4 separate regions of the Homo sapiens genome follow, and regions 1, 2 and 4 are each linked to region 3. The links are chromatin contacts, found by Hi-C or POLR2A ChIA-PET in ENCODE. All regions are on one chromosome and are shown on one strand. The core of a region is the stretch at or near the end of the contact, and the rest is flanking DNA. Distances in the headings are between cores, read along the strand shown.

Region 1 (2,700 bases), core at 46-2,545, 400 kb after region 3:
GTAGGAAAAGAGCGAGCTAACTCTCTGGCCTCTTAAAAGGGCACAATCCTACTCATGAAGGCTCTACCCTTTTGAGTTAATTACCTCACAAAAGTCCCACGTTCAAATATCATCACATCGGGGGTTAGAATTCAATGTATGAATTTCAACACATTGAGGGGTTCACTATAACAAATGCACTGTTTCGTTATTTTCCTCTATGCAGTCTATGGAAAGTAACTTTCCTCTCCAGTATTTTTGAGAGGAATGATAATTCAACCTTTCTATTAAGAATAGTTTATGCAGTCAAAATGTTATTTTCTCCAAGAGACAAAGACTTGTTATTTTATCAGTATCCAAATAACTGGCTCACCCAATTACTGGAATAATTTTACATTTCAGAGAAGGTGAAAGAAATTAATATTCATGAGCATTTACTGTGTGGTAGGACTACTGCAAATATTATTTTATTTAACCCTTGCAGCAGTATCTAGGAGTTAGAGCTTATGAGTATCACTGAGGATGCAGAATTAAGACTTAAAGGTTGGGTCTTTTCCAAGGTCATATAGCTAATGAACAGTAGAACTGCAAGAAAAAAGAGAACAGGAATAGGGCAGTCAGACAGCAGTAGGTTGGCCCTAGATGTCACAGGTGGGGGTTTCCAAAGGAAAGATAAATGTCTCTGTAAGAAAAGCATCATTGATTCGTTGCTATTTTATCATCTACAAAACATTCCCTGCCAAATCTTCAGAGGACAATTCTAAAGAAACTTAAAAGGATAATTTATAGTTTGTTCATGTTTACAGCCTAAGAACACATTATTGCCCTGTTTTTATAAATTCATGTTGGCTAAACACATTTAAATATCATTGTGTTTTAGAATATTTATTTCTGAAATTTAACTTTATTTCTGAATCAAGTTCCCCAGTAATACCGACCTCATGAGTGCCACTGTGATATTTTATAAATAATATAGGTAAAACACTTTTTAGGTACGAAGAGACCGGAAGTCCCAGAGCTGAGGCCTGGCTAACTTTGATGAGAAAGGCAGGTTGGGGTATGTTTGTGGAGTGGTGGTTGTGGGGGTAGAGAAGCAGGTTAGCTTAGGGAAAGGGTACCATTTAGTAGACCCTTAGAACCCAGGATTAGGAGCTGTATTTAAAGAGAATAGACACAGTAAACTGCAAGAGATATATTCAAAACCAGTTATAAACTTTCGGAGAAAAAAAGGTAGGAAGGGAGAGGTTGGGGGCTTGGGCGATCCATTGCTTGGAGCTCGGCTTAGCCAGGCTTGGCGGTCCTCAGAGGGGCTGATAAATCGGCGCTCGACTGGCCTAGGAGCTGTCCGCAGGGAGGTGAGGAGAGGGGCCCGGACGCCCGCGGGGAAGGTGGGGACGGGGGCCCGACGCCCGCGGGGAAGTGGGGACCCAGCCGAGCCGTCCGGGCAGCGGTCGATCTCTAGAGCCGTCTGCCGGGCAGGCAGCGGACGGGCGCGGCGAGTTGTTGGTCACCAGGCGTCTCCAGGCCGCCGGCCCGCGCCAGCGCCTCAGCCGCATTTCCAGTCAGAAAGCGGTGAGGCCTGCGGCGCGCTCGGGCGCAGGGCGGGCCCAGCTCCCCGCGAGGTGGGACCGGCTGGGCGTCCGGCCCGCCCCTAAAGTCGGCTGATTGGTGTTCGGTTCCTGTGTCTTGTGTTCCGGTGTGTGGCGCCCCCTGAGCGAGCGCTGGGGGGGACGTACCCATCTGTCTGAGCCGCGGGTTTCACAGCGGTGGGAGGAAACGGGACCCGGGGGGTGGAGTGACGCGCCCCAGCGCCCCGTTCTTGTGCCACTCTCGGGGCCCTAAGGCCTCTGCCTTGGATTTAGGATATTCTCCTTAGGAAATCCACAGAGCTGTTATTTTGCTTTAGGTGCTGATTCGGTCCCCAGCCGGACCCTTCCAGCCAGCCCTGTTGGTGCCTGGGGAGAGGGGGTGAGATCTGGGGCTCCGACAATTGTATGGTCCTTTCCCAGGCCGAGCCTCGGAGTAATTTGTTCCCGTTGATTTTTCCTTCTTTGTCAGATTCTCTGCAGTTATTTGTGACGGTCGGTTATTCCCGTAAATGTTGGTCCCTACTTCTTCCTTAACTCACAAAAATTTCTAGCAAATCAATAATTTTTATCTGAGTTTCTGTACTTTTAAAATAAGGAGTATGTTTCTGAGTAAAAATTGTAAGAAGTAATAGGCCTGCAATTTTATACAATAAGTTTATACAATAATTGTATACAATAATTTTATACAATAAGTAAAGATTACAGAAGACAAAATGGTGAATTGTCATTAATATAACTAAAGATTAATTGTATCTAGTTGTATTAATATTTAACTAGAGATTGTCATTAATATAACTAGAGAAGGTCGGCACCGCAAATTATGTAGACTCAAAAATAGCTTAAGTATTTTAACAGTGATTATAGCAGAGCAGACACTTAAAACTACCTGGGATGATATTGTTTATTGTGTTTGGCAATCTAATTTTGTGCCACGTGCTGAAACTAAAACTTTAATAATAAATAATAGGAACTTAAAAAATCTGAATCTAAACCTAGAACTTTAATTAATTTAAAATAGCATCCCCTCACATCACAAACTCATACTGAACTGTAGCAAGGTCCCTTTTAGGACCTGTGTTTCTTTTTTAAAAAAAGATTTACATAATGAAAGTGCCAAATTCATCATCTTTTA
Region 2 (2,758 bases), core at 19-2,518, 280 kb before region 3:
GACAGAGCGAGACTCCGTCTCCAAAAAAAAAAAAGTAGAATGCTGCACAACTTTTAATTATTAGTAATTATGTTTACCTCAGTGGTTCTCATAGTCACCCTAGCCAGCAGCATTAGCATCACTTGGGGCCTTGTTAGAAATGGAAAATTTCAGTGATGCCCACCCAAGTTTAAGAATCAATGTCTTGCTGGAAATGTAAATTAGCTAGGTCATATTTCTAAGCTTCAATTTCTTTGTAAGCTGAAATTACTTTAGCTGGATTCCCAATAACCCGAGAAGGATATCCATGAGGCTTACAAAGGTTAAATGTCAGGAAGACCCTCCATTTGCTTTGGTCCTCACAGGAGCTGAGAGTTGCTGGGAGCTACAGAGAGCTCTAGGTGGAGAGAGGAATCCAGGTCGCAATCAGGAAGCATTTCTGGTAAATTGTTTAAAGAGACCTCAGAAGAGACCTCCAAGACTATAGTATTGTTCTTTCCTCATTTCAAATAATCGTTTTCCTAATTTTATTATTTTTCTTAAAATAGTATAAGCTTATTTTAAAAATTGTGTAAGTTTCAGGACCTGGATCCACCCGACCTTAGTGATTGGAAACAACTAAGCGTGCCTGTGTTGAGATATTTCTAGCAAACTAGTGCTGCACACGACTAAGCTTTTTTTGTTTTCCTTTTGAATCTGGTACATGGTGTCGAGGTGCTCGGGATTGTTTATTCAGGGCGAGCGAAGCCACTTTTCGGAATAGTGGGGAGACTGGCTAACGACCCGCAGTCGCCTGAGGCGAGGAGAACCAAGTGCTGAGGGAGGGGGAGGCAGAGCCGAAAGAAGCCTCAGCTTCGGGGCGGAGGTGGGCGATTTAGGAACTGAAGCAGCCAGAGTTCCCGCCTCCTCCTACCTGAGCAAATCCTGGCTGAGCTGCTCCGACACCGTCGCCTTCAGCCGGCGCCGCTCACACGGCCCCTTCCTTTGCAACCCCTTACTGCAAACTCCAGCGGACCCCAGAAGTACCATGGGGGCCGCACTGCCTTCCCCACAGCGAGCCATGTCTCACAGAGGTACGACGCCCTGGAGGCCCAGTACTTGGCCTCACTTGCCCCGCCCAGGAGGAAGAAGGGGGCGTTTCCGACCGAACGCTCGGCTCCTACCCAAATCCGCCCCCTAGGGTAAAAGGTTGACGCCTCTCGTCGGTTTGTAGACAGTCTCCCAGAGAAGCCGGACCGCGGTGGGGAGCCTCAGAATCCCAGAACCGAGCCGGCTCTTGACCCAGGAAGAGCGTGCGCAGGCGTACTCGCTCTGTTTACTTCTGCCGGCGGGCACCCCGCCTCCCATGGCTCAGGCGCGGACCATCCCGCGGGGCAAACCAATCCTCAGGCTCCTTATCCCCTCCCCTCTTCTTTCCCTTCCGGTTGGTGTTCATTCATTTCAATGTTTTACTGAGGCTCGAGTTCAAATCAGCACATGCAGCCTTTCTATGCTGTGTCTTCCTGACAGGTCTACACTTTTTTCCAACGAAAGACTGGGCGAGTCACACCCCCTCACTTACCTGGCTTCTTAACCCTGAGGTATAAATGTTTGGGGCAAGAAAAATTGGCGATGGGAGGAGTAGGGGAAGAACTTCATAAACTGCCAGTCAGAACAATTCTGAGTTCAATATAAGAGATACTTACAGCATCTAGAAGGCCCCATCCCCTTCTTATCCAAGGAGTGGCTCATACAAGCTTTTGGACTTGATCGGAGAAAGCACAGGGCTTTGCATATAAAGCCCTAACATTTATGACCAAGAAGGGAGAAATAGGTAAGGGGCAAAGTCTTTGAGCAGTGAAGTGATGGATGGATGAAATATAGAATTCTCTTTTGTCCCAAATAAAGTAGCAAACTGATTATCATTTAAGGTTTTGGTATTTTTTATTTGATTACTGCCTCCAAAATAAGGAAACTCAGTAGTTCCGCTTCGGGCCGGGCAAGTCCCATCTACTTGGGAAGCGAGGCGGAATGATGGCTTGAGCCCGGGAGGTCGAGGCTGCAGTGAGCCATGATTGCACCACTGCACTCCAGCCTGAACAGCACAGCAAGACCCTGTCTCAAAAAAAAAAAAAAAAAAAAAAATCTGTTTCATTCACAAACTCTACACACAAGGTGAAGAATAGTAATTGCTTGGAAAATACATTGGCCAGGTTGCGGTGGCTCACACCTGTAATCCCAGCACTTTGGGAAGCCAAGGCGGGAGGATCACTTGAGCCCAGGAATTAGAGACCAGCCTGGGCAACATAAGGAGACCCTGTCTCTACCAAACAAAAAAAAAAAAAAAGGAGGCGGGGAGGGGAATATATGGACTTTGTATTTGTACCATAAGATTGGCCAAGAGGTAACCATTTCTTCAGATAATGCCCCCTCTCAAATATTCAGACATCTTAATTCTGAAAAATATAACTGGATAATTGATTTTTTAAAATTAATTCCCAAATGCTTGGATGGATAATTGATTCTTAATTATTCCTGTAGAAACGAGGGGTGTCAAAGATAACATAATAGTAGCTTATATTTGAATCCTTATTATGTGATAAACGCTACTCTATTTGCTCTGTGTGTTTTAACTCAGTTAATCCTTACAACAACCATTTAGCTAGGTACTGTCTTCAGACCTATTTACAGATGAGGAAGCTGAGGCATACAAAGGATAGGTAAACTTGGCCAAGGTCACACAATGTCATATATCACACTATAATATATGGTGTGTTACACCATAATAATGGTGTATTAT
Region 3 (2,800 bases), core at 296-2,795:
CTGCTTTGTGAAGGAGGCTGGTTTGGCAGTGGCCTTGGCAGTGTGGCCGTGGTCTGGGCCACCTGGGGAGTTTCTCACCAGAGTTTATTTGAATTTGTGCTGTCTTCAGGTCAGTAAATATTTTTGTCAGTAGAAGTAGCATCTTGTGGGTGAAGGGGGCTGTGCCTCTGTGCTGGTGGCCGAGGAGAGTGTACCAAACAGAAGAGCAGAGCCTGACTTCAGTTCAAACAAGACACGACACCCGGCAAGATTTTGAGATCAGATTTCTCGAGTAAGCCAGCAGGGGAGGATTAAACTCAGCTCACACTTTGAGTCCAAGGAAAAGTTAGATTTCTTTGGGAGCTACCCTTAAGGAATCTTGTACTCGTCACATACCAGATGCCCAGAATGAACTGAAATATCCAGATTGGGAGGCACCAGTGAGGATTGTCTCTGGAGGTGAATCCATATGGACATTACTGCCAGGAAGCACTTTTCTGAAATACACATTCTACCTCTGTGTGGCTCACAACAGTTTACTTATAGTGGGTTATAGAGTTTCTGTGAGGCTTTGGATGAAGTATCTGCAACATGCCTTTTCATGATAGAGTATGGTGTGAAGTGAGCACGCGTGTGTGCTTATGAGCATTGTTGCTTTCAGGTGTGTTCTTTCGTCATCGTCCACGCCCTGGTTGATCCTTACGTGGTAACACAGCTTTTGCTGTGCTGCTGATAAGGAGCATCATCAGAGCATGTCACTCACTTGGCTCTTGACTGCAGGGAAGAGATTGCGTAGGGAAGACGGGATGTGGGTTTTCAGCCGTGGCCACAGGAGACACTCCCAGCCTTTTGAGGCTGCCGGTGAGGGCCTACAGTAGCAGCTCCAGAGCTCACAGGTCACCACAAAAGTGAGCAGATGAGTCAGATGGGGTTTCGGAGCATGTTTTCCTGGTTTCCAAGCCTTCGTGGCTGGGAGGTGCTATACTCGGGCCCCATGGTGGTCAAGTGAGAATCTGAGCCACTGTGTTAACTCAGGCACTTGTGCTAGAGCCTGTGGGGTGGATCATGCTGTTCCCAGGTGGAAGCCTTCCTGAATGGAGCTGGCCCTGGCATTGTGCAGACAGATTGCGGAAGGAACCACTATGAGGCCAAGGGGGAAGGATGGGAGACAGGTTCATGAGCTGGCTGTGGCAGAGGGAAAGGGACAGGAAGGCTAGGGCCTGACCCAGAAGTGGCAGGATGAGGCTGGGGCTGTGGTGTGCCAACGGAGAGATAGAGGATTGTCCTGCCACCTGGAGAGAGGGGATTGGCCAGAAGAGTGTCCGGGAAGAGAAGACAAAAACAGATTTGTGTTTCCTGCTTTCTGTGACAGTTGAAGGTGGGGAAGCCCCAACTGGGACTTGATTCTTAGCAACCAAAAATGCCACCTCCTTCATTTCATGGTTGGTGTTTTTTTTTTCTGCCCCTTTTAGTATAAGAGTGAGGCTTTGGCTCTCAGGTAAAGAGTGAAAGCAGGAAGTCTGAGACAGACAGTCCCTTATTGGCACAAAGCCCATGCAGCATGCATCACCCCATGGTTCTTCCCCATTTCTCAGCGATAATTGAGTGTCTGTTTTGTGCCAGATACTGTGCTGGGGTGAGGCAGGCAGCAGCAGACAGAGTGGTTGGGTTCTGTTCTTTCGTGGTGTTTGCAGTCTTTGGGAGCATGTAGATGTGAAACCAATAATTGCACAAATAATTATGTACATCTCATCACAGGAAGTGCTGTGGAGAGAAACGGAGAGTACCATGAGAGTATGAAAAAATACAGATCTAACACAGTGAGGGAGGTTTGGGGAGCTTCCTTGAGAGATCAGTAGAATGAGCAGGAGTTTGTCAGGCCATGGTGGTGGGAAGGAACAGAAACGGTGGGGAATGTGTTCCTGGAGGAAACCTTGCTATTCAGAGGCTCCTTTGGGACAAAGGTTGGCACTTCTGATGAAATAAAAGAAGGCAAGTACATTAATTAGGGTAGGTTAAGCTACAAATGTCAGAAAACCCAAAATAACATTGGCTTATATAAAAAAAAGAGTTTACATTTGTTTCCTATTAAAAAAAAAAAAGCAGTTCAGAGCTGATCCCGTGGCTCCATGTTCATCAAGTACCCAGGTGGCTTCTCAGTTGCTGTGCCCTCCTCAGCATGCTGCTTCTGTCTCATGGCCCCAAAGGCTTGCTCTAGTGCTGCCTGTTACATCCACATTCCAACCAGCAGTCAGAAGGAAATGGCAGAAGAACTGACCTCCTTCCCTTCATACAGGAAGCTGCCAGCTGCTAGCGGGATTGGGAAACATAGCTTTCGTTCTGGGTGGCTGTGTGTCCAGCTGGCACTTGAAGAAAGGAGAATGATGGCTATAGGGAGACAGTGAGCACTTCTGTGCTTCACCAGAATGGCCAAAACACGGGAGCAAGTGTCCGAGGAATGAGAGACGGGGCCGTGGCAGGAAGCAGGGCCAGATCTTGGAGGGCCTTGTAAGTCACGTTGAGGTTTTGGGGCTTCATCTGGACAGCAGAGATGGAGTGATAAGTCTTTTAAAGCAGAGAAAAGCAGGATCAGACTTGGGTTTTTCAGATCAGTTTGGCTGCTCTATAGAAGACATTTTGGTGGAGATAAGAATTAAGAGCATCTTGCAGTAATCAGGGAACGAGAGACGATGGTGCCCATGGAGATGGAGAGGAGGGGTCAGAGTTGAGTGGCCAGAGAGAGAATCCATTGGGTGAGGAGAGGGAAGGGGTGATGTTGGGGCACCTCCCCCAGGTTGGTGCCAGGTGTACGTAGGAAGAG
Region 4 (2,788 bases), core at 177-2,676, 510 kb before region 3:
TTGGCCAGGCTGGTCTCGAATTCCTGACCTCATGATTCACCCGCCTCGGCCTCCCAAAATGCTGGGATTACAGTTGTGAGCCACCGCACCGAGCCTTCAACTCTATTTTTATAGATGAGGAAACCGAAGTTTTGAGAGGTTAAATGACTTCCTAAGATCACATAGCTAACAAGTAGTAAATCTAGGATTCGAATTAGGCCAAGCCCTTTCTATATCCTGTTGCCTCTATTTAGTGTTAGAAAAAGACCCAAAAAAGTTGCAAGGATACCACCTTTGCTTAATCCCTTTCACAGGAACTCAATATACTTTACAAACTATTTTCTTCTCCTTTGTGTAATTTTTCTAAGAACTAAACTCAACATTGTTTCTAGATCTTAACTATCTTAAAGGAACCTTAAATACCTTCCCTCATCCCCAATCTATAAAGAATGGTACCTGACACTGAAATAAACTAGATTCAAGATTCGATATAAAATTCCAGTTTGTTTTTGCTAGGTGCTGTTTTAGAAAGAATGAAGCACCAAGTTACATTGCTCTTTCTTTTCTGTCCTTTCTTAGATGAAATCCAAATTTCTTTCGTTTGAAGAGAAAGTGCCATTTCTCTTCCAGCTAAGTATTTTCTATTATCTTCCCACAATTTTTGTTGTCCTGAAGATAGTTGTGAAAGCTCAGTTTACAAAACAAAAATATGTAACCATCCTAGTTAAAGAATGCTTGTAAGCTGTTTCTTTATAAACATTTTCATCTTACTTTCACTAAGGTATAAATTAGATGATTGGTTTTCATTTTAGCAAAGTAAATCTAAAACTAGAAATAACTTATGCCAAAGAACTTAGTGGATATATGTACATATTTATATATATGTGCATATATATCACTTGGAATATGTATGTTATATGTAAACCAACAGAAGCAGCAGGTATGGTGAGAACTTTTCAAATCTATTTTGAGACATGTCAAACCCTGTTTCAGAAAGCTTTTATTCTGCATACCAAGCAACAGAGGTGGCTGTTCAGGAAGAGGTTATAGTTGTTCTGCAGAGGTTTTTGGCTTCCGCACCTCTGAGATTCTACTGTTTACTGCCAAGAAGCAACGTGTGAAATCCCCTACTCTGGACCAGATGATGGCGCTTTTAGCTCTGTCAGCATTAACCATTCACCCCAATTTCATCTTTAAAATCATAATTTGATTTTCCACATTTGTCCTTCTTAGATTTAAGATTTTAGATTACAATGCAGGAGACTTCCCACCTTCAAAGGCTTGTCAGAGCCTACATTTAGCCAAACAGGATTTATAACTGCAACTATATAATTACCTATGTGAGCACACTGTCTCAGAGCATCAAAACTCTATGTGGTCTGTTTCTGGCCACCAAGTGGGTGAAAAATTTCTAACTCACAAGATGAGAAGCATCACAGTGCGTCACGACCCAGACCATTCTAGGTCAATGTTTTGTCTCTAACAGGGTATCAGGAGACATTTTGTGAGAACCACTGTTAGTCTCCATGACATTACGGATCTACTCCAGATATTTTACATACCTTAAAGATGAGGAGCTAGAAAACCTCCAAGGCCCTTTCTGACTCCAAAACCTTATAAAAGTATGGAGGTAGAATTTATGAATTTGTCTAAATCTTAAATTTATTTAAACATCTATACCAATGAGGTAGTGAGCTTACTGTGATATAAAGATATTACTCTTATAAATTCTAAGGGATATTGTTTGGTTTTGGTATTATAAAATCTGGTAAATAAATTTACACAAGCATACCTTGTTTAACTGTGCTTTCCTTTACTGCGCTTTGCAAATACTGCATTTTTTACAAATTGAATGTTTGTGGTAACTGTGTCTGCCAGTCTGTCAGCACCATTTTTCCAACAAAATGTGTTCTCTGTGTCACAGTTTGGTAATTATCATATTTCAAACTTCATTATTATCTGTTATAGTAATATGTGGTAATTTTTGATGTTACTGTTGTAATTGCTTTGGGGTACCATGAACCAAGCCCACATAAAATGTCAAACTTAATTGATAAATGTGTGTGTTCTGACTGATCCACCAACCAGCTGTTCACCCATCTCGCTTCCTCTTCTCAGGCCTCCCTATTCCTTGAGACACAACAATATTGAAATTAGGCCAATTAGTAACTTTACAATGGAAGACTCACTGACATTGAATACTGCTTTTCCTTTAAATTTTTTTTTTTTTTGAGACTGCAACAAGACAAGACCTCTGTCTCTCTGAAAAGCTAATTTCTATTTATTTATTTATGATTTTGAGACAGAGTCTCGCTCTTCACCCAGGCTGGAGTGCAGTGGCACTATCTCGGTTCACTGCAACCTCTGCCTCTCGGGTTCAAGAGATTCTCGCACCTCAGCCTCCCGAGTAGCTGGGATTACAGGCGTGAGCCACCATGCCCGGTTAATTTTTGTATTTTTAGTAGAGACGGGGTTTTGCCATGTTGGCCAGGCTGGTCTCAAACTCCTGACCTCAGGTGATCCACCTGCCTTGGCCTCCCAAAGTGCTGGGATTACAGGTGTGAGCCACCACACCCAGCCTTTTTTTTTTTTAATTTATTGAGATGGAGTCTCACTCTGTTGCCCAGGCTGTAGTGCAGTGGCACCATCTCAGCTCACTGCAACCTCTGCCTCCTGGGTTCAAGTGATTCTCCTGCCTTAGCCTCCCAAGTAGCTGGGATTACAGGTGCATGCCACCACCTATTTTTGTATTTTTAGTAGAGATGGGGTTTCACCCTGTTGGCCAGGCTGGTCTTGAACTCCTGACCTC

Evidence for each region. A loop is a pair of places that touch in the nucleus more often than their neighbours do. ChIA-PET counts read pairs that join two places held with the same protein, here RNA polymerase II (POLR2A). Pooled maps may share reads with other maps.
Region 1: a pooled map shows a loop between it and region 3 (6-fold over the local background). The contact joins the promoter of HFM1 here to the enhancer-like site in region 3. A Hi-C loop is called at or near these places in 4 of 50 pooled maps.
Region 2: a map of naive thymus-derived CD4-positive, alpha-beta T cell shows a loop between it and region 3 (11-fold over the local background). The contact joins the promoter of BTBD8 here to the enhancer-like site in region 3. A Hi-C loop is called at or near these places in 1 of 168 maps with a recorded cell type or tissue (naive thymus-derived CD4-positive, alpha-beta T cell) and 7 of 50 pooled maps. POLR2A ChIA-PET finds 5 or more read pairs at or near these places in 1 of 52 experiments (GM12878).
Region 4: a pooled map shows a loop between it and region 3 (3-fold over the local background). The contact joins two enhancer-like sites. A Hi-C loop is called at or near these places in 1 of 168 maps with a recorded cell type or tissue (CD4-positive, alpha-beta T cell) and 4 of 50 pooled maps. POLR2A ChIA-PET finds 5 or more read pairs at or near these places in 1 of 52 experiments (AG04449).

The regions. Positions count from the first base shown.
Region 1 is chr1:91,403,432-91,406,131 of GRCh38, reverse strand. It overlaps HFM1 (helicase for meiosis 1), which reads left to right and starts at 1,295. Exons shown (of 39, transcript NM_001017975.6): 1 at 1,295-1,334. RefSeq lists a silencer at 1,321-1,700.
Region 2 is chr1:92,078,855-92,081,612 of GRCh38, reverse strand. It overlaps BTBD8 (BTB domain containing 8), which reads right to left and starts at 1,268. Exons shown (of 18, transcript NM_001376131.1): 1 at 893-1,268. The coding sequence starts at 1,041.
Region 3 is chr1:91,802,821-91,805,620 of GRCh38, reverse strand. The region is part of intron 2 of TGFBR3 (transforming growth factor beta receptor 3); the gene reads left to right. Among named protein-coding and RNA genes, the nearest start is that of TGFBR3, 82 kb to the left of the region's middle. RefSeq lists an enhancer at 1,586-1,855. Within about 2 kb of position 1,545, at least 16 of the 41 ENCODE cell types and tissues checked have a DNase peak (open chromatin) inside an H3K27ac peak, as active enhancers do; they include CD4-positive, alpha-beta T cell and GM12878, where a contact is called at or near this core.
Region 4 is chr1:92,314,534-92,317,321 of GRCh38, reverse strand. The region is part of intron 6 of RPAP2 (RNA polymerase II associated protein 2); the gene reads right to left. It also overlaps a transcript of GLMN not described here. Among named protein-coding and RNA genes, the nearest start is that of RPAP2, 17 kb to the right of the region's middle. Within about 2 kb of position 1,426, at least 3 of the 41 ENCODE cell types and tissues checked have a DNase peak (open chromatin) inside an H3K27ac peak, as active enhancers do; they include CD4-positive, alpha-beta T cell, where a contact is called at or near this core.